2 separate regions of the Homo sapiens genome follow, and region 1 is linked to region 2. The links are chromatin loops, found by intact Hi-C in ENCODE. Cell type or tissue: prostate gland. All regions are shown on one strand. Each heading gives the region's core, and the rest is flanking DNA. Links, peaks and the distances in the headings are about the cores only.

The links. Peaks named below come from ENCODE experiments on the same cell type or tissue, not always from the same donor. Only the 100,000 strongest peaks of a DNase experiment are listed, where the experiment ranks them.
Region 1: a loop joins it to region 2, with 1.9 times the contacts of the local background. A loop is called at or near these places in 3 of 110 quality-filtered maps.

What each region holds. Positions count from the first base shown.
Region 1 is chr4:56,614,071-56,630,187 of GRCh38, forward strand. It overlaps a transcript of SPMAP2L not described here. Among named protein-coding and RNA genes, the nearest start is that of HOPX, 59 kb to the right of the region's middle. RefSeq lists a silencer at 5,144-5,233. In prostate gland, for the core only: no CTCF peak of the experiment used is centred there; DNase peaks (open chromatin) are centred at 5,962, 8,261 and 8,651.
Region 2 is chr4:56,566,781-56,582,897 of GRCh38, forward strand. SPMAP2L (sperm microtubule associated protein 2 like) reads left to right here. Exons shown (of 9, transcript NM_001256475.2): 5 at 8,725-8,862. Among named protein-coding and RNA genes, the nearest start is that of SPMAP2L, 44 kb to the left of the region's middle. In prostate gland, for the core only: a CTCF peak has its summit at 9,271 (motif pointing right); no DNase peak of the experiment used is centred there.

The DNA of each region.
Region 1 (16,117 bases), core at 5,128-13,127, 48 kb after region 2:
TGTAGGATATTTATAAGAATTCGAGGGGTCCGGTCTAGGACTGGTCTTTCATTGGGAGAGCTTGAATAGGATTGGGCAAGGGATTGATAGACTCTATAAGGAAAGGATTTCCAACAGAGCCTTGGAAAGTTGATGAGACTAGTGGAATACTTTCAGGATAGTAACAATAAAGGTTATTTGCAGCTTCATAATCCTGGAGAAGAGTTTCCTAAAGTAGTGAAGACTGTGGAAAAATATAAGTCATGTTCATGTACATAGTACACTGTGAGGTGGATGGGGTAAGTTTTGAGTTCTCTGATCTTGGCCGGGTGTGGTGGCTCACATCTGTAATCCCAGCACTTTGAGAGGCCAAGCCGGGTGGATCACTTGAGGTCAGGAGTTCAAGACCAGCCTGGCCAACATGGTGAAACCTCATCTCTACTAAAATACAAAATTTAACTAGGAGTGGTGGCACACAACTGTAATCCCAGCTGCCCCAGAGGCTGAGGCAGGAGAACAGCTTGAACCCAGGAGGCAGAGGTTGCAGTGAGCTGAGATCGTGCCACTGAACTCCAGCCTGGGCGACAGAGCGAGATCCGTCTAAAAAAAAAAAGTTTTCTCTGATCTTGCCTCCAGCATGCTTGTGAAGATTAAGCGAGACAATGGATGAAACACTTCTGAGTACAGGCATGGCACAGGGTATATACTCAATGATTGTTATTGCTATTTTTATTTTTCTGTCAAAACCCTATCTCACTTGCCAGTTTGCTAACACATAAAAATTCCACCTCCAGAGTTGTTTCCCCACCACCTAGAGGTTTATCTCTTTTTAAAATGCAAACACAGGCAGAAAAGGTACCTTATTAATCCTTATCAGGCATTTACACCTCAGCATGGATGTTTATAAAATCCTAAATGAGGAGCCCCAGAAGCTTAGAATATAAGCTTTACTAACCCCTTAGGAGAAATAGCACAATACATCCTTATGCTATTTGAGAGGGGCATTGCACATGCCCAGTTCCACATGAGGCAAAAGGACAGCAGTGCCAGATCCAGAATTCCTAAATTCCTCTCCCAATCTGGTGGGTCAGGCTGCTCTGATTTGTGACAATGCCTTTACCTCCTCAGCGTTGGTGCTTCCCAAGTCACAGAAGGAAGCTGAGGATTTGCAGGTGGAGGAAGAATGCTTCATTACCTCTAGAGAAAAATATCCAGTTTGTTCTTGAAGGCACACATTACTAAAGAAGCTCATTAGGCTAGAGAGGTAGTAAACTGCCTCACTTTACCCCAAAGTACCTGCGATCAGTCATCTCTTCTGTAGGTTTCTACGCTATGCCCGCAGGCACTAAATCAGGGTATGTCAACCCTGTCTGCACCTTACAGTCAACAGAGGAGCTTTAAAAAATACTTAAGTTGGCTGGGCACAGTGGGACACGCCTGTAATCCCAGCACTTTGGGAGGCCGAGGCGGGTGGATCACCTAAGGTCAGGAGTTCAAGACCGGCCTGGTCAACATGGCGAAACCCCGTCTCTACTAAAAAATACAAAAATTAGCTGGGCATGGTGGCGAGTGCCCGTAATCCCAGCTACTGGAGAGGCTGAGGCAGGAGAATTGCTTGGACCCAGAAGGCAGAGGTTGCAGTGAGGTGAGATTGCGCCACTGCACTCCAGACTAGGCTAGAAAGTGAGACTGTATCTCAAAACAAACAAACAAACAAACAAACAAACAAACAAAATAAATACTTAAGCCTAGTCCACCCTTACAACCCCTGACCAGGCAACCCTTGACCAAGTGAATCAAAATCTCAAGGTGAGGCTCATTTCAAAAGTTGCCCAGGTGACCCTAATGTGCCGCCAAGAACCGCCACTCGGATGGGTGCTGCTCAAAATTTAGCTGCACAAGAATCACTCAAAGGACTTGTTAAAACACAAGTTCTGGGGTTTCATCTCCTGGAGATTTAGTAGATCTGAATTGGGGCTTGAGAGTGAGCATTTCTAAGGAGCTCCCAGGTGATGCTAGCACCATGGATTAGTTTGCTAGGGCTGCCAACATAAAGTGTCATAGTCCAGGTGGCTTAAACAACAGACATTTATGACCTCACAGCTCTGGAGGCTGCAAGTCTGAGATCAAGGTGTCGGTGGGGTTGTTTTCTTCTGAGATCTCTGTCCTTGGCAATCTCTGTGTCTTTATTTAGTCTTCCTTCTGCTAGTGCATCTGTGTCTAAATTTCCTCTTCTCTAAAGGACATCAATCATATTGAATTAGGGCTCATCTAATGACCTCATTTTAACTCAGTTATTTCTTTAAAAGCCCTATCTCCAAATGCAGTCACGTTCTGAGGTACTGGGGGTTAAGACTTCAACACATGAATTTTGTGGAGACACAAGTCAGCTCCTAAGAGGCTGCTTGCTGGGCATGTGGACCCCACCACCTTGAGTAGCAAGTATCAAAGAACCATTGTGGGTTCACCAAGTAAGTAATTTATAAGAGGTATGATCTTGTATGGCTTCTTTTATATGTCCCTTTAATATTGACAAAATCCTTGAGTTCTCTTTCCATTTCCCTCTGGAGCAAAGTGAGCTAGTGGTCAGTGACAGATGGCAGTCAGAGAAATAGCCAGGGCTGTAGACCGTAGTGAGGACTTTTCACACAAGAAGCACACGGGGGCTTTCTAACTTCAGACTCTCTGCTGAATAATTCCAAGGTGTGGGAGTCATTCCTTTTTTAAGATCTTCCTTTATTAGCCTTCATCTGCCAACTCAGATGTTTAGTGCAAGGTGTCTGTATTTTCCTGTGTTCATGTTCCTTTGTTAATCTACATAGTTATTTATTTTATTTTATTTATTGTGGTAAGAACACTAAACAAGAGATCTACCCCCTTAACAGATTTTGTAGGTATACAATATATTATTGCTAATTTTAGTAGTCCCTGCTTGTCCACAGGGGATACCTTCCAAGACCCTGAGGGGAGCCTGAAACCTCGAATAGTACGGAACCCTATGTATACATCATGTGTCACTTGATGACAGGGATATGCTCTGAGAAATGTGTCACTAGGTGATTTTGTCATTCTGTGAACATCATAGAGTGTACTTGCGCAAACCTAGGTGGTACAGCCTGTTGCTCCTCAGCTACAAACCTGTGTAGTTACTGTACTGAATTTTGTTACTGTACTGGATACTGTAGGCAATTTTAACACAATGGTAAGTATTTGTGTAGCTAAACATAGAAAAGGCACTGTAGAAATACAATATTATAATCTAATGGGACCACTGTCATATACTTGGTCTATTATTGACCAAAATGTCGTTGTGCAGCACATGACTGTATTATGTTTTTTCCTACTACCTACCTACCTATTGTTGTGGGGTGGCAAGGACTACCTGAGCCGGTGGTAGTGAAAGGGGAAAGGGCCTCTTTTCCCCCTTATAGGGCATGCATTGGGGGTGTGGCTCCCTTCTTCAGTGCCCCACTGCTCAAACCTCTAGGGGAGCATACAGATGGGCAGGGTGTTGGGCTCTGACCCCACGGCAGTGTCTAGGGGTGCCGTTTACAGCTGAAGACCCAGTGGGCATGTGTTACAGGGTGCTCTTTTTGTTTAGTTGTCCGGACAACATAGGCGGCTTGTGTTAACGAGCTCATTTAGACCCCCTTCCTTATCACAAGGACAGAGGGATTTTTGTATCCCAGGGTTCTTGCCTTGGTGTACCAGAAGAATCTGATCACACGTGGGCTTGGAGAATGAACTCAAAGTTTTATTGAGTGGAAGTAGCTCTCAGCAGATGGGGGAGCCAGAAGGGAGATGGTTTTCCCCTGGAGTCAGGTCGCCTCTGACTGCTCCGTCCAAATTCTGCGTCCTTCTGCTGGTCAATGGCTTGCCAGTGCTTGTTGGCGTGCTCTTCCACCAGTGTGCTCTCCACAACCAGCCGCTTATGTCTTCTTCTGCCTTGTTGCTCACAACATCCAGCCGCTTGTGTCTCTGCCTTGCTAGGGTCTCGGGCTTTTACATGGCCAGGGTGGTCTTGGAAGATGCAACATTTGGGTGGGAAGGCAGATGTGCCTGTCCTCACCTAGGTCCATGAGGGTAGAGCCCTGGCCAGTGATCACACCCTCCTCTACCCAGCATTTCCCTTTTCCACTTTCATATCATTTAAAGGGACCACTCTCTTCCCTTCCCAGCACTCCCATATCAGTAGGGGATAAAAGAGTTTACCAAGACAGTTGTAAATAAGAAAGGCAGGTTTATTAGAGAAAGTATGAAAATACATTGCCAGGAGGCAGCAGGCAGAACCAGCACAAAAGGAGCGGACTGCAAGGAAACAAAGGTGTATTAGTTATTTCTCACGCTGCTAATGAAGACATACCCAAGACTGAATAATTTATGAAGGAAAGAGGTTTAATTGACTCAGTTCTTCAGGGCTGGGGAGGCCTCAGGAAACTTACAATCATGGCAGAAGGGGAAGCAAATGTCCTTTACGGTGTGGCAGAACCCAGAAGTGCCAAGCAAAAAAAGAAAAGCCCCTCATATAACCATCAGATCTCGTGAGAACTCACTCACTATCACAAGAACAGCATGAAGGTTACCGCCCCCATGATTCAATTACCTCCCACTTGGTCCCTCCCACCACACAGGGGGATTATGGGAACTACAGTTCAAGATGAGATTTGGGTGGGGACACAGCCAAACCATGTCAAAAGGCTTGCTGAGGATTTTATAGAACGGAACTTGGGCTGATTGATAATGCCAAAGCAGCACGGAGCTTAACTTGCATTCTTCTGCCAGCCGGGGTGTTTGAAAAATTGAATCATTTGATGATAAACAGGAAGTTTGGGAGTTCTGTACGTTATCTGTGCAGGAGGGCCATATGTCCTGGGCCATAAAGAAAAGCAGCCCTGTAGCTTATCTGCTTCCTGTTTTTGTTTATATGTTCTGGACCATGAAGAAAGGCAGACATATGGCTTATTTGCTTTATCTCTTTGCTTTCCCCTGGTCCTACAAGCCTGACTCCTTTTCCCTAATTAGGACACCATGCCTATGATAAAGTTTAATTTATAAATTAGGCACTGTAAGAGATGAACAATGATAGCTAGTAATAAAATAGAATAATTGTGATAATATACTGCAATAAAAGTTATGTAAATGTGGTTTCTCTCTCTGTGTCAAAATATTGCATTGTACCCTACTCACCTATTTTCAGACTGTGATTGACCTTGGGTAACTGAAACCTCTAAAAGCAAAACTGCAGTTAAGGAGGAACTACTGTATAGGTACAATGTGGCAGATTTCTAGAGCTTATTCATCTGGCTTTACTGAAACTTGATGCCTGTTGTTAGTACCGTTCCATTTCTCCTCCCCCCAGTGGCTGGCAACTACCATTCCACTCTTTGATTCTATGAATTTGACTGTTTTAGATACCTCATGTAAGTGGAATCATACAGTACTTGTCTTTCTGTGACTGGCTTATTTCACTCAGCACAATGTCCTTAAGCTTAGTCCATATTGTCGCATGAGGCAGGATTTCCTTCTTTGTTAAGGCTGAAGGATATTCTGTTGTGTATATATACCACATTTTTATTTATTTGTTCATCTGCAGATGAACATTTAGGCTGTTTCCACATCTTCACAATATAACGTCAAAAGCATAGGCAACAAAACTAAAAAATAAGTAAGTGAAACTACAATGAACTAAAAAGCTTCTGCAGAGTAAAGAAAATCAGCAGAGTGAAAAGGCAATCCGTGAAGTGGGAGAAAATATTTGCAAACTATTTGATAAGGGGTTAAACCCCAATATATATAAGGAACTCCTACAACTCAATACTAAAAAAACAAAAACAAAAACAAAAACAGAAAAAAACTAGCTTATATAGCTCTGATCTCCATGGAGTGGCTGTTGTAGGATGGTCTGCAGGGCTGACTTGAGGAATGTCATAGGCAGCTCTACCAGGCACTGCAGAGTCACAGCTAAGGCTGGCTGGCTGGGACTTGGATGCATCTACACTTACCTAAACAAGCTGTTTCAAAGTCTCTCACTGGGCATCCCTTCAGCAGCGAGGCTGTAAATCCTGCATGGGAAATGCTAGACCAGGGCCACAGCCTTGCCTACAATCTGCAGTCACTTCACAAGGAAAGGAAAGTCAGGACCCAAGAATCAGACTGGGGCTTGCACAGCCAGAATGAAACCTCTCTAAATGAGTTACTGTTGTCCAGCTCCTTGGGAATTTTTTATGCTGAAAGAAAAGAAAACCCCAAGCTTATGTTCCAAAAGAGATTTTTGGTTTATTTGGATGATAAGATAAAAAGTGAGTTGCAGCCTAAAGGAAACAAAATAGCCTTCTAGTTTTTTTTTTTTTTTTGAGACGGAATTTTGTTCTTGTTGCCCAGGCTGGAAGTGCAACAGCGCGATCTCAGCTCACCGCAACCTCCGCCTCCTGGGTTCAAGCGATTCTCCTGCCTCACTGCCCGAGTAGCTGGGATTACAGGCATGCGCCATCATGTCCAGCTAATTTTGTGTTTTTAGTAGAGACGGGGTTTCTCCATGTTGGTCAGGCTGGCCTCGAACTCCCAACCTCAGGTGATCTGCCCGCCTCGGCCTCCCAAAGTGCTGGGATTACAGGCGTGAGCCACCGCGCCCGACATCCTTCTAGTTGTTTTTAAGGTGCATGCAATTCAGCAGGGCCAGCTGAAGGCTGCATGCATTCTGCTGTGGAAATAGTTTAAATACTCTATTTAAAGTAATGTAATGCAGCATGATATAAAAATTTTAAGTCTCACTGTAAGGAAGTGACTTGTAAACTGTTCTCAATTGCTGCCTAGCATCTGAGAGTGCCCCTTCAGTTAGCAAACTGTAATCCTCTTCATTCTCCATGTCAGGAGAACCATGGTTGTTCAAAGACATCTGAAATTCTGTGAGTGAGGTTAGTATTTATTAGATTGTTATTCTAATATTGACTGTTACTATAATTTGAAAGATTTTACAAATCTTATAAAAATGTCATTCAAGTGATGATGTTGCTAAAACTGGACGGAAAAAAAACGCAACTATAAATCAGAAAGTCCAGCATAAAATTTAGATAGGAGAAAATGGTATGAATAAGGCAAATTATTACTGTACTATTAATTTAGGAGACTGCCTATTAATTTAGGAGACTATAGGAAAAATTAAAAATAGTGCTAAAAAATGAAAAGCAACATGAAAGCAAAAATGTGCTCCAATAGTGATAGGTTTTTGTACTCCCAGAATTCATCTCTCATACTCTTTATTTATTCCTATGGAAAAATGAATCTTGAATTATGAGAGATCTCCAAAAACTTGTTCTTTGAAGAAAAATGACCCTCTCTGTATGACACCATTTAGTTCACAAGAATCAAATTGTATGGCAATGCCAGTTGTTTATGTTGAAGAGCTAGAACTTGAGCAAACATCTCATAACTGTAGGGCAGGTAGTTTATCCTGAAAAATCATAGCAAGCATAAGGTAATTCATCCTTAGACATTATGGCAAGATAAAAGATGATATGTGTGTGGAATCTGCTTGTACATAGGAATAGATCTATGAAGTGATGCTGATTGAACACAATTAGAATTGAAAATAATATGCACAGTTATTATAGCTATGGAAAAATATAAACTTGCCTACTGATAAAGATAGAGACAATGTGAACTGATGTAAAAGGTTAGATATACAATGTAAATGTGTATTCACTGGATTCTCATTTCATTTGCTGTATAGTTGTTTGTGTGATTAATAAAAGCAAATTGGAGTGGCTGCCAGGGCTGGAAAAGGAAAGGGAGAGAGAATGAATAGGTGGAGCACAGAGGATTTTTAGGGCGGTGAAATTACTCTGTGTGATATTGTAATGGTAGAAACATGCCATCATACATTTATTCAAACCCATAGAATATACACCACAACGAGTGGACCCTAATGTAAACTATGGACTTTAGTTAATAATAATGATCAATATTGGCTCATCAAGTTTTTAACAATTGTACCACACTAATGCAAGATGTTAATAAGAGAAATTGGGGGACAGGGTAGGGAGCAGAGGTATATATGGGAATTCTATATTTTTTGCTAAATTTTTCTGTAAACCTAAAATGCTAAAAAAGAAAAGAAAGCCTATTAATTTTTTTACAAAAATAAATTAGTGGAAGAAGAGACTGCTGCAGGATAGATTCTTGGGGAAATCTTGACTCATCCACACAAATCAGGTTAAAACATGCTTGAAGTTTATTTTGCATGAAGCAGCATTATTTATTTTGCAAAGGCAATAAGGAATAAGAACTAAATGAGAGCAATAAAAATACCTCGCACCCATTGCCAAAATAAACTTTCTCATTTGGTTGACTGTCATGAACATTAAATCTATCCAGATGAATCTATTTCACTCTTTATAGGCAAAGTTCCAAATCTCCCTAGGCTTATTTATTAAGTAAACACTGTATCTTAGCAATTCTCACTACAGGATTCACCATATTAACAAACATATATGAAGGTGTTTAACAAAGTGCTTTATTGTTAGTATCTTGTTGATCAGCAATAACACATTTCATTTTGTTCTGAGAACATACAGGTTTTGCTCAGGCAGAGAACCAAGTCTTCAACTCCCTCTCTGTGGTGGGAGTTTGGCTAATCCAGGAGAACTCAAACTGGCTCTCCACAATCAGACTCCAACCTCCTCCAGCCCAAGAGCCACCTACATCCTTCTCCCTCATGCCGCACACTGCCTTCTCTGCCTTGAATCATGGCCATAAACTCAGGTGTATGAAAAGCATGACTTTATTCTCCATAACTCAGCTTGCTTTCTGACTTTGAGCCTTTTTACCCCCAACTCGGCTGGTGGAAAAACAGTCTCGCACCTTTCTGAATTTTCAGGTGCTAAGATGTTGAGTGGTGGGGCTGGAGGGCTGGGGTTAGGGGATAATGGGAGGGAAGGCAGATTGGGATGGTCCTCTGGGCCCTGGTCCACACGGGTTACTGCTAGGATGTGTTCTTTTCCTCCATATGTTCCCTTTGGGTCCTCCAGCTTCCTGCTGCCTTTCTAGCCTGCCCAGGATGCAGGAGCCTTTGATGAGGCTCCTTTAATTCTTTCTACTTAGACATAGCCATTTTCTCTCTAGGGCTTTCTTTCCTAAATAGTGACCATGTTGCAAAGCCAGGCATGATCCTTTCTGCTCCTAGAACCCACAGCCTCTCCTTTTTTCTTTTTACCCCCACCCATGGAAAACTCTTTCCAGTCTGGGGATGACACAGCTTCTTTTTCTTTAATCTCCTCCACAATGCCCCACCTCTTGGATTCCCTAAGGGTGTAAGCTTTTGGAACAAGGAGCAAAAAAACACTTTCAAGCTTTATCTGTGTTCTCCCTTGCTACATTCCTTCCCCAAGGCAATGAGGCCAAGAGCCTTCTCTAAGGAAGGGAGAGGAGCCCTAGAGAGAGAAAAAGAAAGAAATCCACATTTCAAAGTATTATTTGGCCATGATATGGTTTGGCTGTGTCCCCACTCAAATCTCAACTTGAATTCTCCCAGAATTCCAATGTGTTGTGGGAGGGACTGAGAAGGAGGTAACGGAATCATGGGGGCTGGTCTTTCCTATGCTATTATCATGATAGTCTATAAGTCTCAAGAGATCTGATGGGTTTATTGGGGGTCTCCACTTTTCCTTCCTCCTCATTTTTTCTCTTGCCACTGCCATGTAAGAAGTGCCTTTCACCTCCCACCATGATTCTGAGGCCTCCCCACTCATGTGGAACTGTAAGTCCAATTAAACCTCTTTTTCTTCCCAGTTTCATGTATGTTTTTATCAGCAGCATGAAAACAGACTAATACAGTAAATTGGTACCAGTAGAGTGGGGCACTGCTGAAACGATACCCAAAAATGTGGAAGAAACTTTGGAACTGGGTAACAGGCAGAGGCTGGAACAGTTTGGAGGGCTCAGAAGAAGCCAGGAAAATGTGGGAAAGTTTGGACTTCCTAGAGACTTGTTGAATGGCTTTGACAAAAAATCGATAATGATATGGACAATGAAATCCAGGCTGAAGTTGTCTCAGATGGAGATGAGGAACTTGTTGGGAACTGGAGCAAAGGCGACTCTTGTTATGTTTTAGCAAAGAGACTGGCAGCATTTTGCTCCTGCCTTAGAGATTTGTGGAAATTTGAACTTGAGAGAGATGATTTAGAGCATCTGGCAGAAGAAATTTCTAAGCAGCAAAGCATTCAAAAGTTGACTTGGGTGCTGTTAAAAGCATTCTGTTTTAAAAGGGAAAAAAAGAACATGAGGGTTTCAAAAATTTGCAGCCTATGATGCAGTAGAAAAGAAAAGCCCATTTTTTGAGGAGAAATTCAAGCCAGCTGCAGAAATTTGCATAACTAGCAAGGATCCTAATGTTAATCCCCAAGACCATGGGGAAAATGTCTCCAGGCCATTTCAGGGACCTTCATGGCAGCCCCTCCCATCACAGGCCTGGAGGCCTAGGAGGAAAAAGTGGTTTTGTGGGCCAGGCCCAGGGTCCCCATGCTATGTTCAGCCTAGGGACTTGGTGCTCTGTGTCCCATCTGCTCCAGCCTTGGCTGAAAAGGGCCAACACAGAGCTCGAGCTGTGGCTTCAGAGGGTGGAAGCTTCAAGCCTTGGCAGCTTCCACTTGGTGTTGAGCCTGCGGGTGCACAGAAGTCAAGAATTGAGGTTTGGGAACCTCCACTTAGATTTCAGAAGATGTATGGAAATACTTGGATGTCCAGGCAAAAGTTTGCTGCAGGGCGGGGCCCTCATGGAGAACCTCTTCTAGGGCAGTGTGGAAGGGAAATGTGGGGTCAGAGCCCCCACACAGAGTCCCTACTGGGGCACTGCCTAGTGGAGCTGAGAGAAGAGGGTCACTGTCCTCCAGACCCCAGAATGGTAGATCCACCAACAGCTTGTACTGTGCACCTGGAAAAGCTGCAGACATTCAATGCAAGCCTGTGAAAGCAGCCAGGAGGGAGGCTCTACCCTGCAAAGCCACAGGGGTACAGCTGCTCAAGACCATGGGAACCCATCTCTTGTGGGTGACCTGGATGTGAGACCTGGAGTCAAAGGAGATCATTTAGGATCTTTAAAATTTGACTGCCCTGCTGGGTTTCAGACTTATATGGGGCCTGCTACCCCTTTGGTTTGGCCAATTTCTCCCATTTGGCATGACTGTATGTACACAATACCTGTACTCCCATTGTATCTAGGAAGTAACTAGCTTGCTTTTGATTTTACAGGCTCATAGGAGGAAGGGATTTGCCTTGTTTCAAATGAGACTTTGTACTGTGCACTTTGGGTTAATGCTGAAATGAGTTAAGACTTTGGGGGACTGTTGGGAAGGCATGATTGGTTTTGAAATGTGAGCACATGAGATTTGGAGGGGCCAGGGGCGGAATGATATGGTTTGGCTATGTTCCCACCCAAATCTCAACTTGAATTGTATCTCCCAGAATTCCCACAGGTTATGGGAGGATCCAGGGGGAGGTAATTGAATCATGGGGGCCAGTCTTTCCCGTGCTATTCTCATGATAGTGAATAAGTGTCACAAGATCTGATGGGTTTATCAGGGGTTTCCACTTTTGCTTTTTCCTCATCTTCCTCTTGCTGCTGCCATGTAAGAAGTGCCTTTCACCTCCCGCCATGATTCTGAGGCCTCCCCAGCCATGTGGAAATGTAAGTCAAATTAAACCTCCTTTTCTTCCCAATTTCAGTATATCTTTATCAGCAGCATGAAAACGGACTAATACAGGCCATGTATTTTATTTGTATGTAGTTCTTATCTCCCCTAGTAAAATTTCAGCTTCCAGATAGCCGGAGTTATTTCTCAACAGAGTGAAGTCAGAAGGTGTGTTTCCCAGACAATCTCCAGGGTTTCTCCAAGAAGCTTTCAAGAAAGCCCTGTGGCTACCCTGTGGGTTGGCCACACTGGTCCCTGCTGCTAAGTGGTAAGACTTCCCTTCCCAGCCGATGCCAACCATCACATATGTGGTCACCTTTGGAGACATTGGATACCTCTCAACACAGTTCAGCTGAGAGGAAACTGAAGGAATGAGACATAGGACAGATAAGTTTCAATGGAAGAAGATGAAGATAAGGAAAAGAAAAGGCCATAGCCTCCCATGGGTGACTGGGATGAGAAATAAAATATGAAAGTGAAATTGCCTTTGTAAAAATTATAACAGAAAAACATGACAGTAAAAGAGATCTGACCTAACCAAGTCCATCTTGGCCTTAACCTCCAAACTGTCCTTGGTCATTCCTGGGCATGGGCCAAGCTAATTTTTGGAGAAATTTAGCTTATAGTGTAACCTTAAAGCAAGGATAATAATAGCCCTTCCCAAAACTAAACTAAAGTCTGCAAAGTTAGGATTACAAGAGGGGCTTGAATTCTGCTAAGATGTATGCATAGTTAAATGATAACCTGCCATTGTTCCAGAGGTTACAAGATTTGTAACTTCCCCAATTACTCCTGTAAATGACATCAGTATTGTAGAACATAAGATTTGCTTTTTGAGTTGTCTTTTCTGACTTTTCCATTTCTCACAACCTGATGAGTCCACTCATGACTCAACTAGTCCTGTGGCTCCTCCCCAAAAGCGGACTCAGGGCAGAAGGACTATTTCCACACCCTATGAGTGCATCCCCAACCAATCAGCAGCACCCATTCCCTAGCCCCCACCACCAAACTATCTTTAAAAAATCCTAGCCTCCAAATTTTCAAGGAGGCTGATTTGAGTAATAATAAATCTCCAGCCTTCTGGTTAGCTGGCTCTACATGTATTAAACTCTTTCTCTGTTGCAATTTCTGTCCCAATAAATTGGCTCTGTCTGGGCAGCCAGCAAGATGAACCCATTGGATGGTTACAAAAAGACCTCAGAAACCAGTCCAGAATTTATAATTTTGTCCAAGATAGGCCCTGTTTCTGTGGAAAGGGGATTGTGTGAGCCCATTGACTTTCTTTTTTGTGAGTTGTCTGATGAAACCTTTATTCAATCTCTACTCAACTAAGCAGGGAGGCCGCAATGGCAGTATTTGGCTCCAGGTTTTTTCATGTGGGCTGGAGCCCCAGGGCCCAGGTGGGTGGCCCACCGCTGGGAGGCACCATACCCATGGAGAAGAAGGACAATGACAACAAGCTCTTTGCTCCAGTGGCCATTCTGTTCACCACTCCCCTCTTGCTTCCACTGCTCAGGACTCAAATGTTCTCCACAGTTCCTTGCAGCTCTAAATCTTTTCAAAGTCCTTAACAGTCTTATTGTCAGCCTTTCTAGTCCTCTAGCATTTCCTATATACAGAGAGGACAATATGTCATCTTAGCCTCACAGCTGGGCCTAGATAATATGTTTGGGTGCCCAGCCTTCTGTTACCCACTGGGAATGAAAAGTGCAGCAATTGGCAGGAGGAGGTAGCCTTTCCCTCTCCACCTCCTGAGTAAGTGACTCTAAGGTGTCCTGATCTCAAAATGTGATGAAAACCAGCTAAGGAGGCTCTGCAGGGATGTCTCATCACAGGGTGAGCTTATATACATCTGGTTTTACACCTTTAACCATGGAAGGCCAACATCCTTATTCAAACCACATCTGAGCTTCTGCTTGATCCTTAACCTGAGTTCAGTTCTGAAGGTGCATGCAGACTTGGAGAGTAATTAATTGTACTGTATAAGACGGACATACATGCCCCCTGGGAGATCTGCTTAAATTCCAGAGCTGGATGCTAAGTGAACCCATCTAGTGAGAGCAGGGTCAAGGCCTCATTCGTCTCTGGACCCCAGTGACCAGCCCTGTGTCTGCCACCTTGTAGCCACTCTGGCAGTGTTTACTGTACTGAAATGAAACTGCATTTAGTCCATATTTGTGGAATTTGGATCAATTTATCAGACTTTTTAATATCCCCAAGTAAGTCTCAGGCTCTAAAATAAATAAATAAATAAACTAGCTTCATTAAATGACCCAGAGATCATAATTCTTTGGCTTTGCTTTTCTTACTGCTCTCCACATCCCCCAAGCATTAAGGAGTGCAGAGCACAAAAGAGGAGAGATTGAAGGGAAAGTCCCTTCTGATTGTCAGGCTAGAGACTCATGTGCTTTTATGGAATAAGTATTTTGTACCAGGACTGGACAACATAGTAGCTTCCTTATGAGAGAAGATGAAAGGAATGATGATGTTGGCCAGAGCAGGAAAAAAATACCGAAGGTTCGCTCTTCCTTCTGGCTAGCTGTTCAGCTCCTTAAAGCAAAACAATCCTTCTCTCTGGCATATGTGTTAAATCTGGCCCTACTGTGGCTTTTTCCCCCAACAGTTCAAAGCAAGTTCCCTAATTATTATCCTTATTTAGGCTCAGCTAACCCTATAAACAGGACCTCTTAGGTTGCTGCTATTGTTTTGAAACTTCCTTGGCTTTGGAGATGGTCTACGACTTATTTACTAATTGCAGAATCTAAAACTATTGGTGGGGTTTTCACTCACAATTCTCACTTGTTGGTACAAATGGAGCAACTTATATCAAAAGATAAAATTATGACACATTTAGTTTAAAAATCTAAGTGAATTTTATTAGCTATTCTATAACTGGGCAACACTTCAATCTATAGAATAGAATGAGTGTTCTCCTGGGTGTGGCAGAATAGATTTTGTAAGTGGGAACAAGGAAACAATAATTTTTAAAAAATTTTTTCAGAATGCATCATTGGAACAGAGGAAACAATAATTTTAAAAAGTAGATTGGTTAACACAAGCTTACTACAGGTCACTTCTTATAAGGGTTAAAGCAGAGGGGACTTCCTTATTATGCTGACTCAGGCAAACTTGGCTTTTTCTGGTTGCTGTGAATCTCTTGTTTTCAGGAGAACGCTAGTCCATTTGGGGATTTACCTGCTTCAGCTAACATAAATGACTCCATTTTGGTTTGGTCTGGTCTGCTGGAGCCTAGTGCAGGAGACTAGTCCAAAACAATGCCTTCCTATAAACTTTGTTTAACACTTGATTGAAAAGGAATTGAATTCTCTAAACCTCCAAAAGATTCCAAATGGTTGCTGTTTGACCTTGTGGTGTACAACATGGTTGGGTCTTGAAAATATTATACTATGTGAAAAAATCCTGACATGAGACAATGTATCATATGGTTCTACGTATATAAGATACCCAGAATAGGGAACTTCACAAAGACAGAAAATAGATAAGTGGTTGGGGGTTCAGGGGAGGAGAGAATGGAAACTGGCTGCTAATAGGTACAGGGTTTCTCTTTGGAGATGTCTTAGTTTGGGCTGTGTATTAGTCCATTCTCACACTGCTATAAAGAACTGCCCAGCAGTAATTATAATTTATTAGGAAATAAGTTCAATTAACTCACAGTTCCACAGGGTTGGAGAGGCCTTAGGAAACTCACAATCACGGCGGAAGGGGAAGCAAACACGTCCTTCTTCACGTGGTGGAAGGAAGGAGCAATGCTGAGCAAAGGGGGAGAAGCCTGTTATAAAACAATCATATCTCATGAGAACTCATTCATTATCATGAGAACAGCATAGGGGTAACTGCCCCCATGATTCAATTACCTCCTACCCAGTCATTCCCCTGACACATGGGAATTATGGGAACTGCGGTTCAAGATGAGATTTGGGTGGGACACAACCAAACCATATTGGGCTGTGATATGGTTTGGATGTTGTGCCCAAATCTCATGTTGAATTGTAGTCCCCAGTGTTGGAGGTGGGGTCTGGTGGGAGGTGTTTGGATCATAAGGGTGGATCCCTCATGAATGGCTTGGGGCCATCCCCTTGGTGATAAGTGAGCTCTCTCTCTGAGTTCACATGAGATCTAGTCATTTAAAAATGTGTGCCACCTGCCCCCTCAACTCTCTCTTACTTGCTCCTGCTTTCGCCATGTGATGTGCCTGTTCCCCCGTTGCCTTCTGTCATAATTGTAAGCTTCCTGGGGCCTTTCTGGAAGCCAGGCAGATGCCAGCACCATGCTTCCTGTAGAAGCTTTCTTCCTTGCAGAACCATGAGCCAATTAAACCTCTTTTCTTTAAAAATTACCCAGGCTCAGGTACTTCTTTATAGCAATGCAAGAATGGCCTAATATAGGTCTGCTATAACAAATTAACATATACTGGGTGCCTTAAACAACAAACA
Region 2 (16,117 bases), core at 4,797-12,796:
CCGCCTCCCGGGTTCAAGCGATTCTCCTGCCCCAGCCTCCCAAGTAGCTGGGATTACAGGCATGCGCAACCACGTCCAGCTAATTTTTGTATTTTTAGTAGAGACAGGGTTTCAGCGTGTTGGTGAGGCTGGTCTCAGACTCCCAACCTCGTGATCCGCCCACCTTGGCCTCCCAAAGTTCTAGGATTACAGGCATGAGCTACTGTGCCTGGCCTAGTGTAAGATTCTTATAATGGTATATTACCATTTCCCTACTTCTGGCCTTTGTGCCACGGTGATCATACATTTTACTTCTATAAATCTTACATTATTATTATTTTTGCTTTAAATAGTCAAATCTTTTAAGGAGATTTTTAAAATAAGAAAAAGCGTTTTATATTTACCGGCATTCTTACCATTTCCCATACTCTGCATTCCTTTGTGTAGATCTATTAAATCTATACATTTCATTTTGTATTTTTCTTCTTCCTGGAGGACTTTCTTTAATAATATTTTTTTTTAATTAAGATGGAGTGTCGCCATGTCACCCAGGCTGGAGTACAGTGGTACGATGTTGGCTCACTGCAACTTCTGCCTCATGGTTTCAAGTGATTCTCCTGCCTCAGCCTCCCAAGTAGCTGAGATTACAGGTGCACACCACCACACCTGGCTAATTTTGGTGGTTTTTTTTTTTTTTTTTTTTTTTTTTTAGTAGAGACAGGGTTTCACCACGTTGGCCAGGCTGGTCTCCAACTCCTGACCTCAAGTGATCCGCCGCCTCGGCCTCCCAAAGTGCTGGGATTACAGATGTAAGCCACCATGCCCAGCTTATACTTCTTTTAGTTCAGGTCTGCTGCTGATGAATTCTTTCAGCTTTTGCATATCTTAAAATTCTTTATTTCACTTTCATTTTGAACTGTATTTTTGGTGGGCATAGAACTCCAGATGGACAAATACTGCCTCACTGTCTCCATTATTTCTGATGAGACTTTGACTGTTATTTTGCTTTAATGATTTTTCTCTTTGTCTCTGGTTTTTAAAAATTTGATTATCATATATCTTAATGTTTTTTTCATAATGTTTCTTCTGTTTGGGGTTCATTAAAATTGGATCTTTAAATTTACAATTTTCATCTAATTTGGAAAACTTTCAGTTATTATTATTTCAGATATTTTTTCTGCTCCTCCTTCTTTGCGGGCTCTAGTTGGATGTATCAGACTGCTTGAAGTTTTCCCACAGCACATTGAATCTGTTTCCTCACCTCTGTGTTTTATTTCTCTCTATGTCTTCATTAATCTTTTCTTCTACAGTGTAATGTTTGTCTCACCCAGAGTATTTTTCTTCTCACCCATTGTAGTTTTTAATCTCTAGAGGTTCATTTGGGTATTTTTATATTTTGTGTCTACTTAACATGCTCAATCTTTTCTTTGCCTTCTTGAAAATACGCAATACAGTTACAATAGCTGTTTTAATGTTCTTGCCTACTAATTTTATAATATATCATTTCTGAGTCTGTTTCTAATGATTGATTTTTCTCATTATGGGTCATAATTTACTGCTTCTTTGCATACCTGGTAGTTTTTTATTGGGTACCAAATATTGTGAATTTTACCTTACTGGCTCCTGGATGTTTTTGTATTCCTATAAATATTCTTGAGCTTTGTTTTGGGATGTAGTTACCTTATTTCTAAACAGTTTGATCTTCTGAGGTTTTCTTTTAAAAAAATAGCTTTATTGTGATTAATTCACTTACCAAATAATTTGCTCATTTAAGGTATATAATTTAGTATAAAAGTATAGTGGCTTATGCCTATAATCCCACTTTGGGACGCTGAAGTGGGAGGATCGCCTGCACTCAGGAGTTAAGACCAGCCTGGGCAAAATAGTGAGACCCCATCTCTGTACTGAAAAAATTAAAAATGAAAAATTAAAGTGTATAAATTAGAGTTTGGTAGTATGTTCACAGGACTGTGTAACTATCATCAAAATCTAATTTTAGAACACTTTGTCTTCCCTAAAAGAAACATTAAACTCATTAGCAGTCAGTTCTTACGCCCCTTCAACTTCTCCAAGCCCTAAGTAACCACTAATCTATTTTCTGTTCCTATAAGTGTACTTATTCTGGTAATTTCATATAAATGGAATCTTACAATATGTTGTTCTTTGTGACTGTCTTCTTTTGCTTAGCACAATATTTTCAAGATTCATCTGTGTTGTAGCATGTATAAGTAAATTTGTTTTTATGGCTAAGCAATCTTTAATTGTATGGCTTTGCCACATTTTATTTATCGATTCATCAGTTGTTAGACATTGGCCTCTTTTTACATTTTGGCAAAAGTAATGCTGCTATGATCATTTGTGTACAAGCTTTTGTGTGAATGTATGTTTTCATTCCTCTTGAATATATAGCAGGAGTTGAATTGCTGTTTCACATGATAACCCTATATTTAACTTTTTGATGAACTGCTAGACTGTTTTCCAAAGTGATTGTATCACTTTATAATCCCACCAGTAATGAATGAGAGTTCCAATATCTCCACATCCTTACCAACACTTGTTATTATCATTTTGATAAAGCTGTCCTCCTATGTGTGAAGTAGTACTCATTGTGGTTTTGATTTGCATTTCCTTAATAATTTTTGATGTTGAACATTTTTTCATTTGTTTGTTGGCATTTGAATACCTTCTTTGGAGAAATGTTCATCCAAATCCTTTGTCCATTTTTGAGGCTTGCTTTTAAGTTTTTTTTTTAAAAAAATGGGACTGGTGGCTGGGTGTGGTGGCTCATGCCTGTAATCCCAGTACTTTGGGAAGCCCAGGTGGGTGGATCACTCGAGGTCAGGAGTTTGAGACCAGACTGGCCAACATGGTGAAACCCTGTCTCTACTAAAAATACAATTAGCTGGGTATGGTGGTAAGCACTTGTGGTCTCAGCTACTCAGGAGGCTAAGGTGGGAGGATCACTTGAGCCTGGGAGGTCGAGGCCATGATTGCATCACTGCATTCCAGCATGGGTGATAGAGTGAGACCCTGTCTCAAAAAAAAAGTTACTGGAGATGTCTTTATTCTAGGGATAAACCCAATCCCTATTATACTATCATGCCGGGAAGTGGAAGTCTCTTCTAAGTGTTTTAATTTACCAAAGTATTTACTTTAAAAATATTACCATTTGTATTTCATGACCCAAGGATTTATGCTGTAATACTAAGTGAAAAATTTGAACATAAAACTGTATATATACTGTGATCCTACTTTTATTTTAAAATGTTTATTCCTTAAACATACCAAGATATTTCCCATCCCAAGGCCTTTTTCTCATTTTCTCCTCTGCTTAGAATGCTTTCCCCATTTTTGAGTCACTAAGATGTTTTGATCCGTTAAGTCTCAGCCTAGGTCTCAGCTTTTCACAGAGACCTTCCCTGACTATTCTCTTCAGCATAACTTTCAACATTCTCACGAACCTACCCAGGAAGCCTCTATCTCTGCTGAATAGTTGATGCCTTCATAGTACTCACCACAACTATTTACAGTTATGCGTTACTTAATGACAGGGCTATGTTCTAAGAAATGCATCCGTAGGTGATTTAGTTGTTGTACAAACATCATAAAGTGCACTCACACAAACCTAGATGGTATAGCCTACTACACACCTGAGCTATATGGTATAGCCTGGTGCTCTTGGGCTACAAAGCTGTGCAGCGTGTTACAGAATACCTTAGGCAATTATAACACAATGGTAAGTATTTGTGTATCTAAACATATCTAAACATAGAAAAGGCACAGAAAGCTATGGTATAAAAGATAAGAAATGGTACACCTGAATAGGACATTCACTAAGAATGGAGCTTGCAGGACTGGAAGTTGTTCTGGGTGGGTCAGTGAGGGAGTGGTGAGTGAACATGAAGGCCCAGGACATGACTGCATGCTACGGTAGACTTTATAAACACTGTACACTGAAGTTATACTGTTTATGAAAAAGTTTTTCTTTAATAATATATTCACTTTAGCTCACAATAAGCTTCTTTTTTAAAATTTTTATTATTTATTTATTTATTTATTTTTGAGACAGGCTCTTGCTCTTTCACCCAGGCTGGAGTGCAGTGGTGCAATCTTGGCTCACTGCAACCTCCCCCTCCCGGGTTCAAGCAATTCTCCTGCCTCAGCCCCTCGAGTAGCTGGGACTATAGGCATGTGCTACCACACCCCGTTAACTTTTGTATTTTTAGTAGAGTCAGGGTTTCGCCATGTTGGCCAGGCTGGTCTGGAACTCCTGAGCTCAGGTGATCCACCAACCTCAGCCTCCCAAAGGGCTGGGATTACAGGTGTGAGCCACCACACCTGGCCTTTACTTTATAAGCTTTTTAACTTAAAAAAAAAAACAAAAAACCTTTTTGACTATTTTATAATAACACTTAGCTTAAAACACAAACACATTATACAGCTATCCAAAAATATTTTTTCTTTATATCCTTATTATCATTTTTTAATCCACAGGACTCTGCTTGATATATATCCTTATAACATAAGCTTTTTTTTTCTATTTTAAAATATTTTAAACTTTTAAAACTTTTTTTTTTTCAGAGGTCTTGCTCTGTTGCCCTTACTGGAGTGCAGTCATACTCAGCTCACTGTAACCGCAGCCTCCTGGGCTCATGCGATCCTCCCACCTCAGCCTCCCAAGCAGCTGGGACTACAGGTGTGCGCCACCACACCTGGTTAATTGTTTTGGATTTTTTTGGTAGAAACAGGGCTTTGCCACGTTGCCCAGGCTGGTCTCAAACTCCTGGGCTGAAGCAATCTGCCTGCCTGAGCATGGTGGCTAGCACCAGTAATCCCAATGCTTTGGGAGGCCAAAATGGGAGGATAATTTGAGGCCAAGAGTTCAAGACCAACCTGGGCAACATAGTAAGACCCCCATCTCTAAAAAAAATTAAAAAAATTATCTGGGCATAGTGGCACATGCCCGTAGTCCTAGCTACTCAGGAGGCTGAGAGGGGAGGATTGCTTGAGCCCAGGAGTTTGAGGCTGCAGTGAGCTATGATCACACTGCTCTCCAGCCTGGGTGACAGAGCGGGACCTGACAAAAAAAGAAGGTACAAACAAACATTAGCCTAAGCCTACAGAGGGTCAGGATCATTCATATCACTATCTTCCACCTCCACATCTTGTCTCACTAGAAGGTGTTTAGGAGCAAAACATGCATGGAGCTGTCATCTCCTATGATAAAAGGCCTTTTTCTGAAATACCTCCTGAAGGACCTGTCTGAGGCTGTTTTACAGTTAATTTTTTTTATAAGTAGAAAGAGTACACTCTAAAATAACAATAAAAATACATAAACCCGTAACATGTAGTAAATACATAAACCAGTAGCATAGTTGTTTATCATCACTATCAAGTATTATATACTGTTTAAAATTGGATTTTACAGGGAAGTTAAAAAAAGTATTATGTACTGTACATAATTGTATGTGCTGGTAGGTTTGTTTACTGCAGCATAACCATAAACATATGAGTAATGCAGTGTGCTATGATGTTATGATGGCTACAACATCACAAAGCAATAGGAATTTTTCAGCTCCAGTACAATCCAGTATAATTGTTGTATAGGTGGTTCATTGTTGACCGAAAGGTCATTACACGGTGCTTGACTGTATTTTACATTTGGTATTCTCCCCTTGACATAGAGAACAAGCTGCAAGAAAGCAGTGATTATCCTATTCTCCACTCTCTCCTAGTGAGTGCTCCTAACACAGGACCTGGTGCTCAATACGTATTTTTTGAGTGTATAAATAGAGGGAAAAAAGACTCAAATTATTCCAAGATATTACCCATTACTATCTCTGAATGGTGGACTACTATATGCTTTTTGTTTCTCTCTCTTAAACTTCTTTATTTTACAAGTTTTGTATACTGAATATTTGTCTCTTTTACAATGAGAAAAATGCAGTGTACTCTATATTAAAATAATATTTGAGGCTGGGAGTGGTGACTCACACCTGTAATCCCAGCACTTTGGGAGGCCAAGGCAGGTGGATCACCTGAGGTCAGGAGTTCGAGACCAGCCTGGCCAACATGGCAAAACCCTGTCTATACTAAAAATACAAAAATTAGCTGGGGGTGGTGGTGCACACCTATAATTCTAGCTACTTGGGAAGCTGAGGCAGGAGAATTCCTTGAACCCAGGAGGCAGAGGTTGCAGTGAGCTGAGATCGCACCACTGCACTCCAGCCTGGGCGACAGAGCAAGACTCTATCTCCAAAAAAAAAAAAAAAAAATTTGAGTACCTGCTACATTGACAGCGCTGTGAGACTTGGATGTGTGGATGACTCTGGGAGGAGGAGAAGCACGTAAGGGCAGCAGCAGTACATTCTGTTAATATGCAGCATCTATAAGGAAAAGATATGCAAATATGAAATTTAAAATTAATATACAAGTTGATTAATAGAATCATTTGAATAGTGCTTTGTGAATTATAAAATAACATATACACTTCTCTTGTTTAGTCTTCATAATCACCATATATTGTTTATTTTCTCCATTTTGTAGAACACTTATGTACTTCTAGGTGTTGGCAGCATAAGGCATAAGTATTATGGTCAGTACAGATTTTCCTGGCATTTGGTGGTTGCCATTCCCACCTGAGAGAATGTTGAGTAGCAGTTGTCTCTGGTGTCTTCTTTTTTTTCTATCTCTCACTCACTGCTTGGGCCTTTCCCCTCGGCTCTATTCTCCAAGCACATCTTGCCTTTGTGCCGCTCATTGGCTGCGTAATCACCTTCTTCCCAACCACTGTGGCTCCTTTTGCCTGAGTCTAAGGTCTCCACAGTGTGCCCCATTGTTCAAAGTCACCACTTCCTTCTGTATTTCTAATTCCCAAACTGAACTGCCATTTCCTTCAAAAGGCCAATCCCAGGTAGGGGCTAGAGGTTTCCTGCCTTTTTAAGCTGGGCTATGTGTGGGTATGGGTGTGGGTAGGTGAGTCAGTGCAGTTGGGCAGTAGAGTCAGGGCTGGGCAGCCTCCAGCCCCCTCAAAAGATATGTGTGGTGGTGTAGACAGGCCTCAAGACTGGGTGGTCGCGAGCAAGGGGGATACAGTCTTATATGCAGATTGAGGCTTACAAGACACCAGTTCAGCCTAGATGTAAAGGATGTTTACAGCTGCAACCAGCAGACAGAGGCTTGGGCAGAGAGAGGGATGCAGATCTGTATCTGTGAACGTCCTAAAGGAACAGAGGTCCTTATAATAGAAGCAAAAGTGGGACTGCAATTTGAGTTAACATTGGGTCTGGGGGGGTAGTCAATGTCACTTCCTTTTCCACTGATGATGTATTTTGATAAGGAAAGATTGAAGGGCAGCGTTGTTAAGAAGAACAATGGTGGCTGGGTGTGCTGGCTCATGCCTGTAATCCCAGCACTCTGGGAGGCTGAGACGGGAGAATCACTTGAGCATAGGCATTCGAGGCTAGCCTAGATAATATAGCGAGCCCCCATCCGTACAAATATAAAAAAATTAGCCCAGCATGGTGATGCAAACTTGTAGTCCCCCCTACTCAGGAGGCTGAGGCAGGAGCATTGCTTGAGCCCAGGAGTTTGAGGCTGCCATGAGCCATGATTGTGCCACTGCACTTCAGCCTGGGCAATAGAGCAAGATCGTGCTTCTAAAAATAATAAATAGACAAATAAAAGAAGAACAATATTATTACTTATCCTAAAAATTCATAGTTAACAAGCCCCAATAATGATTATTCTGTGCACATCATCAAGTAGAATGTATTCCTAAACTCAGTTATCTAGCAAAGTATCAATATAATTCACCGTATAAAATAGAAATATAGTAAAAAAATTTATTTATATAGATGCTAAAGGAAGTATTTGGTTTTAAAAGCAGCAAATTTTCTCTTCATCTGTATATCTTTTGGTCTATTTGGAAAATGTAATTGCCAGGCATGGTGGCTCATGCCTTTAATTCTAGCACTTTGGGAGGCTGAGACAGGAGTATTGCTTGAGCCCAGGAGTTCAAGACCAGCCTGGGGAACATAGTGAAACCCCATGTCTACGAAAAAATTTTAAAAAGTTGCTGGGCATAGAGGCACATGCCTGTGATCCCAGCTACTCGGGAGGCTGAGGTAGGAGGATCACTTGAGCCCAGGAGGTTGAGGCTGCAGTGAGCCCGTGTATGATCCTGTCTCAATTGAAAAAAAAAGATGTCTGCTGGGCGCGGTGGCTCATGCCTGTAATCCCAGCACTTTGGGAGGCCGAGGCCGGTGGATCACGAGGTCAGGAGATCAAGACCATCCTGGTTAACACGGTGAAACCCCGTCTCTACTAAAAATACAAAAATTAGCCAGGCGTGGTGGTGGGCACCTGTAGTACCAGCTACTCGGGAGGCTGAGGCAGGAGAATGGCGTGAACCTGGGAGGCGGAGCTTGCAGTGAGCCAAGATCGCACCACTGCACTCCAGTCTGGGCGACAGAGCGAGACTCCATCTCAAAAAAAAAAAGAAAAAAAAGAAGATGTCATTTATTTGAGAAAACTATCTGTTTTGAGTATAATAGAAGCCAGTTGAAAACTTGATGGGTGTAACCGTTTCTAAAGCAATTAATTTCTCCTCACATGGAAAATAGATCATCAATAATAAACTGTCATACCTGCTCCCCTAGGCCTGGGGATCGATGTTGGAAAATACTATGACAATTTGAAATCATGCTTGTTTCGTTTACTTCTTTTCTCTTCTACAACTTGCAGGGCTCAATACTACCACAGCTGTGGAAGAGAGTCTGTAATTTGGGAGATCACTCCTCCTGCATTGTTTAGACAACCCTCCAAAAGGATCCAGAGGCTGTCACAGCCCAATGGATTCAAAAGACAGTGTCTACTAAATAGGTAGAGTATCTTGAGAATCTCTGTAAATCCTAATCTAATTTGGCCAGATGTCTTAGTATTTTTGTTCTAATTTTAGTGTGTGCAATTTCATGAGCTAAGAGTCCACTTGTGTTCCAAAGCATCAGGTAAAAAATCAAATATTTGCAGCTATTGTAGGTAATCAGAAGTTCATCTTCGGTAATTACATTTGACTCACATTGTGGTGAAACTAAAATTTATACTAAACCTTACCATTGTTAGCCAGTTAAAAGGAAATATGCAACTAAAACACCACAGGTTTTTGCAATTTGTGGAATTTGTTCTCCTGTATCTCTCTGACTTTGATACTTTTTCTTCCTTTTGCTTTGAAGGCTGAATTTCTCCTTGTCTTTATAAGACCACTAGGTGGTACATTTTCCATGGGAGCTAAGATTGTGATGTGGTTGTTGCAAAAGCTAATTCAATGTTAGGTTGCATTAGTGGAATATATACAGTGTACAGTTGTGGAGAGGTGATAGTGCTACTGTGTGCTACTTTAGTCGGAACACACTGGACATGTATGTGCAGTTATGTATGTTATACCTTAAGAAATGATAATAAACTTGAGACTATTCAGAAGGTGGGAAATGAGATATTGGGCTCCTGGAAACTATGTTATGTGAAAAATAATTAAGAGAAATGACATGTTTAGTTTAAAAAGAGAATAAGAAAGTGGTGACAGCTGTGTTAAAATATTTAAAGGGTTGACATCTGGAAGAGGAAGAAGAGGTGAAAGTAAAATTACTTTATGTTAATCCTAGAACTAGAAGTAGAACATTGACAGGGCAGCAGACGTCAGCTTAGTGGAGGAAAATCTTTCTGACTAGCTATTGGGTAATGGAAACTGTCCAGTAACGGAAAGTGAACCAGCATTCCACCCTCATCCCTGCAAGTTTTCAAGCCCAGGCTGGAACTGTGACTTTACATGGATTTTAGAAAAGATTCCTACATTCAGAGAAAGGTTGAACTAGACAGCTTGAGTCTTTTGCATCATAGAATACTGCGAAAGAAGGCCCAATTCTTCCCACAGGGTTTCCTCAATTACTTATTTATCAATTCATTCAATAAAATCCACTGTACCAAATACATAAAATTTGGTAGTTATGTATACACATAAATTTGGTAATGTGTCTATAGTTATAAACAAAGGAATACTTTATTGCCACTTCTTGAGACCTCAGTTTGATGTTGCATGTAAATAAAATGCCCTTTAGTTAAAACATTTTGTACTTTTTTAAGTTTATATTTCCCTGCTTTTCTAAGTAGACTTTTCTGCTGCTTGAACATACATGTAACCATTGTTCATTGGCTTAAGCTCTTTATTATGAACATCAGCTATTTTATAATACCTTAATATAGAAAACCTCTCAGGAGCTGTTTAAGTATAAAGCCAAGATTTTCCTTAGGCTAATGGTCTGACTTCTGTGCTTTCAAATTAAAGTACTTAAAGCACTGAAGGATTGGCGAGGTGTGGTGGCTCACGCCTGTAATCCCAGCACTTTGGGAGGCCAAGGTGGGTGGATCATCTGAGGTCAGGAGTTTGAGACCAGCCTGGCCAACATGGTGAAACCTCATCTCTACTAAAAATATAAAAATTAGCCAGGTGTGGTGGCTCATGCCTGTAATCCCAGCTACTCAGGTGGCAGAGGCACAAGAATAGACTGAAAGTAAAAAAATAGGCACAAATAGACTGAAAGTAAAAAAATGGAAAAAGATATACCATTCACACCAGCCAAAAAAGATCTGGATTGGCCATACTGATATCAGACAATATAGACTTTAAGACAAACATTGTTACTAGAGACAGAGAAAGGACATTTTATATTATAAAAGAGTCAGTCCATTAAAAAGGGAGGTGGAGGTTGCAGTGAGCAGAGATTGCGCCACTGTACTCCAGCCTGAGCCACAGAGTGAGACTCTGTCTCAAAATAAATAAATAAATAAAATAAAGCACTGAAGGAAAAAGATTGTAAGCTAAGAATACTCTGTTTAGCAAAGTTATCCTTCGTAACTGAAGCGGAAATTACGATATTCCTAGATAAGCAAAAATTGAGATAATTCATTGCCAGCAGACCTGCTTTACGAGAAATAATAAAGAAAGTATTTCAGACTAAGTGAAAGGACAGTTATCCTGGGCATTATAGTGAGATCTCATCTCTACTAAAAACAAAAAATTTATTGGGGTGTTGTGGTGAATGCCTGTGGTCCCAGCTACTCGGGAGGCTGAGGCAGGAGAATTGCTTGAGCCTGGGAGGTTGAAGCTGCAGTGACTATGTTACTGCATTAAAGCCTTGGTGACAGAGTGAGACTGTGTCCCAAAAAGGCAAAGACATTTGACAATAACTCAAATCCAAATAAAGGGCACAAAAAGAATTAACTACATAGGTAAATATAGAATGTAGCACATTTTATATAGTACATTATAATTACATTAAAATGTAAATATGTATATATTTTTGTTTGTAACTCTTTTTCTTCTACCTGACATAAAAGACAATTGCCTAAAGCAATAATTATAAATTTATGTTGATGGGCATACAATGAATAAATAAAAGTACAAAGGAGCGGGAGGGGATAGAGCTATATAGGAGCAAAGTTATTATATACCATAGGAATTAATTTGGTGTTAGTCTGAACTAGATTGTTGTAAGATGTACAGAGAAACAACTAAGGAAATAATTTTTAAAATGTAATAAAATAAATAACAAGGAAATTTAAATGTCACAGTAGAAAATATCTAACACAAAAGAAGGAAGAAATGAAAGAACAAAGGAACAAAAAATATATAGAAAAAATAGCAACATGGCAGGCATAAATATTACCTTATCGGTAATTACATTAAATGTACATTACATTAAATGTAAATGAATTGAACACTCCAATAAAAAGACAGGATAAAAAATGGATAAAAATTCACTCAACTATATGCTGTCTACAAAAGACATACTTTAGATTCAAATAAACAAATAGACTGAAAGTAAAAAAATGGAAAAAGATATACCATGCACGCCAACCAAAAAAGACCTGGATTGGCCATACTGATATCAGACAATATAGACTTTAAGACAAACATTGTTACTAAAGACAGAGAAAGGACATTTTATATTATAAAAGAGTCAATCCATTAAAAAGACATACAATTATGGCTGGATGCAGTATCTCACACCAGCACTTTGGGAGGCCAAGGTGAGAGGATTGCTTGAGGCCAGAAATTCAAGACCAGCCTGGGTAATATAGCAAGACCTCATCTCTACAAGAAAAAAAAAAGTAAGAAAGAAAGGAAAGATAACAACTATAAACATACATGCACCCAACAGCAGAGCAAAAACCTGATAGAATTCAACAATAATAGTTGGACACTTCAATACCCCACTTTTAATAATGGGTAGAATAACAAGCAGAAGATCAGTAGTGAAATAGAAGGCTTGAATAACACTAGAAACCAACTATATCTAACACATGTCTATGAAACCTCTACTCAAAAATGGGAGAATACACATTCTTTTCAAGTGTACATGGAACATTCTCTAGGATAGATCACATATTAACTCATAAAACAAGTCTCAATAAATTTAAGAGGATTAAATTCATAGAAAATCAATTCTCTGAACCAGTTCAATGAAATTGGAAACTGATAGCAGAAGGAAATTTAGAAATTTAAAAATATGTTAAATTAATTACACTCCTAAACAACCAATAGGTCAAAGAAGAAATCACTTTGATATGAATAAAACTGAAAACATAACATACCAAAGGTTATGAGATGCAGCTAAAGTAGTGGTTAGTGGGAAATTTATAGCTGTAAATGCCTATATTAAAAAAAAAAGGGCAGGGCATGGTGGTTCACATCTGTAATCCCAGCAATTTGGGAAGCTGAAGCGAGAGAATCATTTGAGGCTAGGAGTTTGAGACCAGCCTGGGCAACATAGTGAGACCCTATCTCTTCAAATAATTAAAAAATTAATTGGCCATGGTGGCATGTGTCTGTGGTCCCAGATACTCAGAGGCTGAGGTGGGAGAATCACATAAGCCCAGGTGGTCAAGGATGCAGTGGGCTGTGATTATGTCACTGCATTCCAGTCAGGGTGACAAAACAAGACCCTGATTTTGAGTTTCTCAGAAAATCAAATAAAATGAGAAAACAAACAAATAAAAGCCAGCAAATGAGAGAACCTAGATGAAATGGACAAATTATTATAAAGACAAACTACTGAATCTGAGTCAAGAAGAAATAGACAATCTTAACAGATCTGTAACAAGTGAAGCGATTGAATTAATAAAAAGCTTCCTATGAAGAACAGCTCAGAACCAGATGGCTTTATTAGTGAATTCCATGAAATATTTAGAAAATAATTAACACCATTCCTTCAAACTCTCAAAAAATCAGACACTTTCCAACTCATTCTATGAGGACTTGTATTATCCTGATAATAAAACCAGAAAAGATGATTACCAGATAAGAAAACTGCAGACCAATATAGTTTATGAATATACATGCTATAATCCACACCAAAATACTCTACTAGCAAACCAAATCCAAATGTACATGCAACAATTCATACCAAAAACTAACAAACTGAATCCAGCAAAATGTAAAAAAAATTATACACCATGACCAAATTGGCTTTACCCCAGGAATGTGAGAATATGTTGAGTGCAAAATACAAAAATCAAAGCAATACACTAAATTAATAGAATGAAAAAAACAAAAACTACATGATCATCTCAATAGACTCAGAAAAAGCATTTGACAAAATTCAAGATACTTTTATGATAAAAATGCTAAACAAGCTAGGCATGGAAGGAAACTTCCTCAACTTGGTAAAGGGAATCTACAAGAAACACACAACTAATATAATTAATGGTGAAAGACTGAACGCTTTACCCCTGACATCAGGAACAAGCAAAGTTGTCAGCTCTCACTATTACTATTCAGTCTCATACTAGAGATTCTAACCAGGGCAATTAGGCATGAAAAAAAATAAAAAATAAAAAAAAATAAAGGGCATCCAGATCGGATAGAGAGAAGTAAAACCATCTCAAGTCAGAAATGACGTGATCTTGTATGCAGAAAATCTTAAGGAATCTACATAAAGACTATTAGAGCTAATAAATTAGTTCAAGAAGGTGCAGAATCCAAAATCAATACAGAAAAATCAATTGTATATCTACTATCAATGAACAATCTGAAAGTGAAATTAAGAAAACCAATTTTGCAGTAGTATCAAAAAGAACAAAATTATACATATAAGGAATATTGCTCAGCCTTTAAAAGGAAGAAAATTCCGACACATTCTACAGTATCGATGAACTTTGAGGACACTATGCTGAGTTTAATAAGCCAGTCACAGAAAAGACAAATACTGTATGATTTCACTTATTTGAAGTACCAAAAATAGTCAAATTCATAGTGACAGAAAGTAAGATGGCTGTTGCAGGGAATAGGGAAGGAGGAAAAGAGGAACTTAACATAATGAGACCTCATTTTCTACTAAAAATAAAAAAAAAATTAGGCCAGGCATGGTGGCTTACAACTATAATCACAGCACTTTGGGAGGCCGAGGCAGGCAGATCACCTGAAGTCAGGAGTTCGAGACTAGCCTGGCCAACATGGTAAAACCTCGTCTCTACTAAAAATACAAAAATTAGCCAGGAGTGGTGGTGTGTGCCTGTAATCCCAGTTACTTGGGAGGCTGAGGCAGGAGAATTGCTTGAACCTGGGAGGCAGAGGTTACAGTGAACCGAGACCACATCATTGCACTCCAGCCTGGGCAACAATAGTGAAACTCCATCTCCAAAAAGAAAAAAAATTAGCTGGGCATGGTGGCACAAGCCTGTAGTACCAGCTACTTGGGAGGCTGAGGCTGGAGGATTGCTTGAGCCTGGGAGATCAAGGCTGCAGTGAGATGTGATGGTGCCACTGCACTCCAGCCTGGGTGACAGAACGAGACCCTGTCTAAAAAAAAAAAAAGAATAATTCCAGCTTCCTTTTTTTCATAGAAATTGATAAAGTGATCCTAAAGTTCATATAGAAATGCAAGGGACATCAAATAGCCAAAAACATTCTTGAATAAGAACAAAGTTGGAAGACAGTTTTCTCATTTCAAAACTTACAGAAAAGCTGCAGTAATTAAGACAATTTGTTACAGGCACAAGGATAGACATTTAGAGCAATGAAACAGAATTGATAGTGCAGAAGTAAACCCCTACATTTATGGGCAATTGATTTTTGGCAAGAGTGTCAAGATAGTTTAATGGGGAAAAAATAGTATTTTCAACAAATGGTGCTGTGATAACTGGCTATTTGCATGCAAAAGAATGATGTTTGACGCCCACATCATACATGAAAATTAACTCAAAATTGATCACAGACCTAAATATAAGAGCTAAAACTATAAAACTCATAGAGAAAAACACAGGCATACTTCTCTGTGATCTTGAGATAGGCAATGGTTTCTTAGATATGACCTTTGGTGTCATATCTTAGCTATGACCTTTTGTTGTCATATCTAAGCTCATGTGACAAAAGAAAAAATAAATTGGACTTCATCAAAAGTAACTTTTATGCATTAAAGGACACTACCAAGAGAGTGAAAAGACAACCCACAAAATAGGAGAAAATTATTGAAAATCATATATCTGATCAGGGACTAATATTCAGAATATATAAAAATTATCCTGAAAAATGTACAATAAAAGACAAATAACCCAATTTTTTAAATCGGCAAAGGATTTAAATAGATGTTTACCCCAAAAAGATATACAAATAGACAAGAAGCATATGAAAAGATGCTCAGCATCATTTGCCTTCCTGGAAATGCAAATTAAAATCACAATGAGATACCACTTCACACTTATAAGAATGGCAAGGATAATGATAAGAAATAATAAATCAACAAAAAAAACAGGTTGTTGAGGATGTGGAAACATTAAAACCCTTATACATTTCTGGTAGGAATGTAGAATACTGCAACTGATATAGAAAACAGTTTTTCAGTGCCTCAAAATGTTAAATATAGAGTTATTATATAAGCCAGCAATTAGACTCCTAGACATGTACCCAAGATAATTAAAAACGTAAATTCACACAAAACTGGTACACAAATATTCCTAGCAGCATTATTCATAATAGCCAAAAACTGGCAACAATTCAAATGTTCATCAATGGATATGAATAGATACACAAAATGTGGCAATCCATACAATGGAATATTATTCAGCCATAAAAAAGAATGAA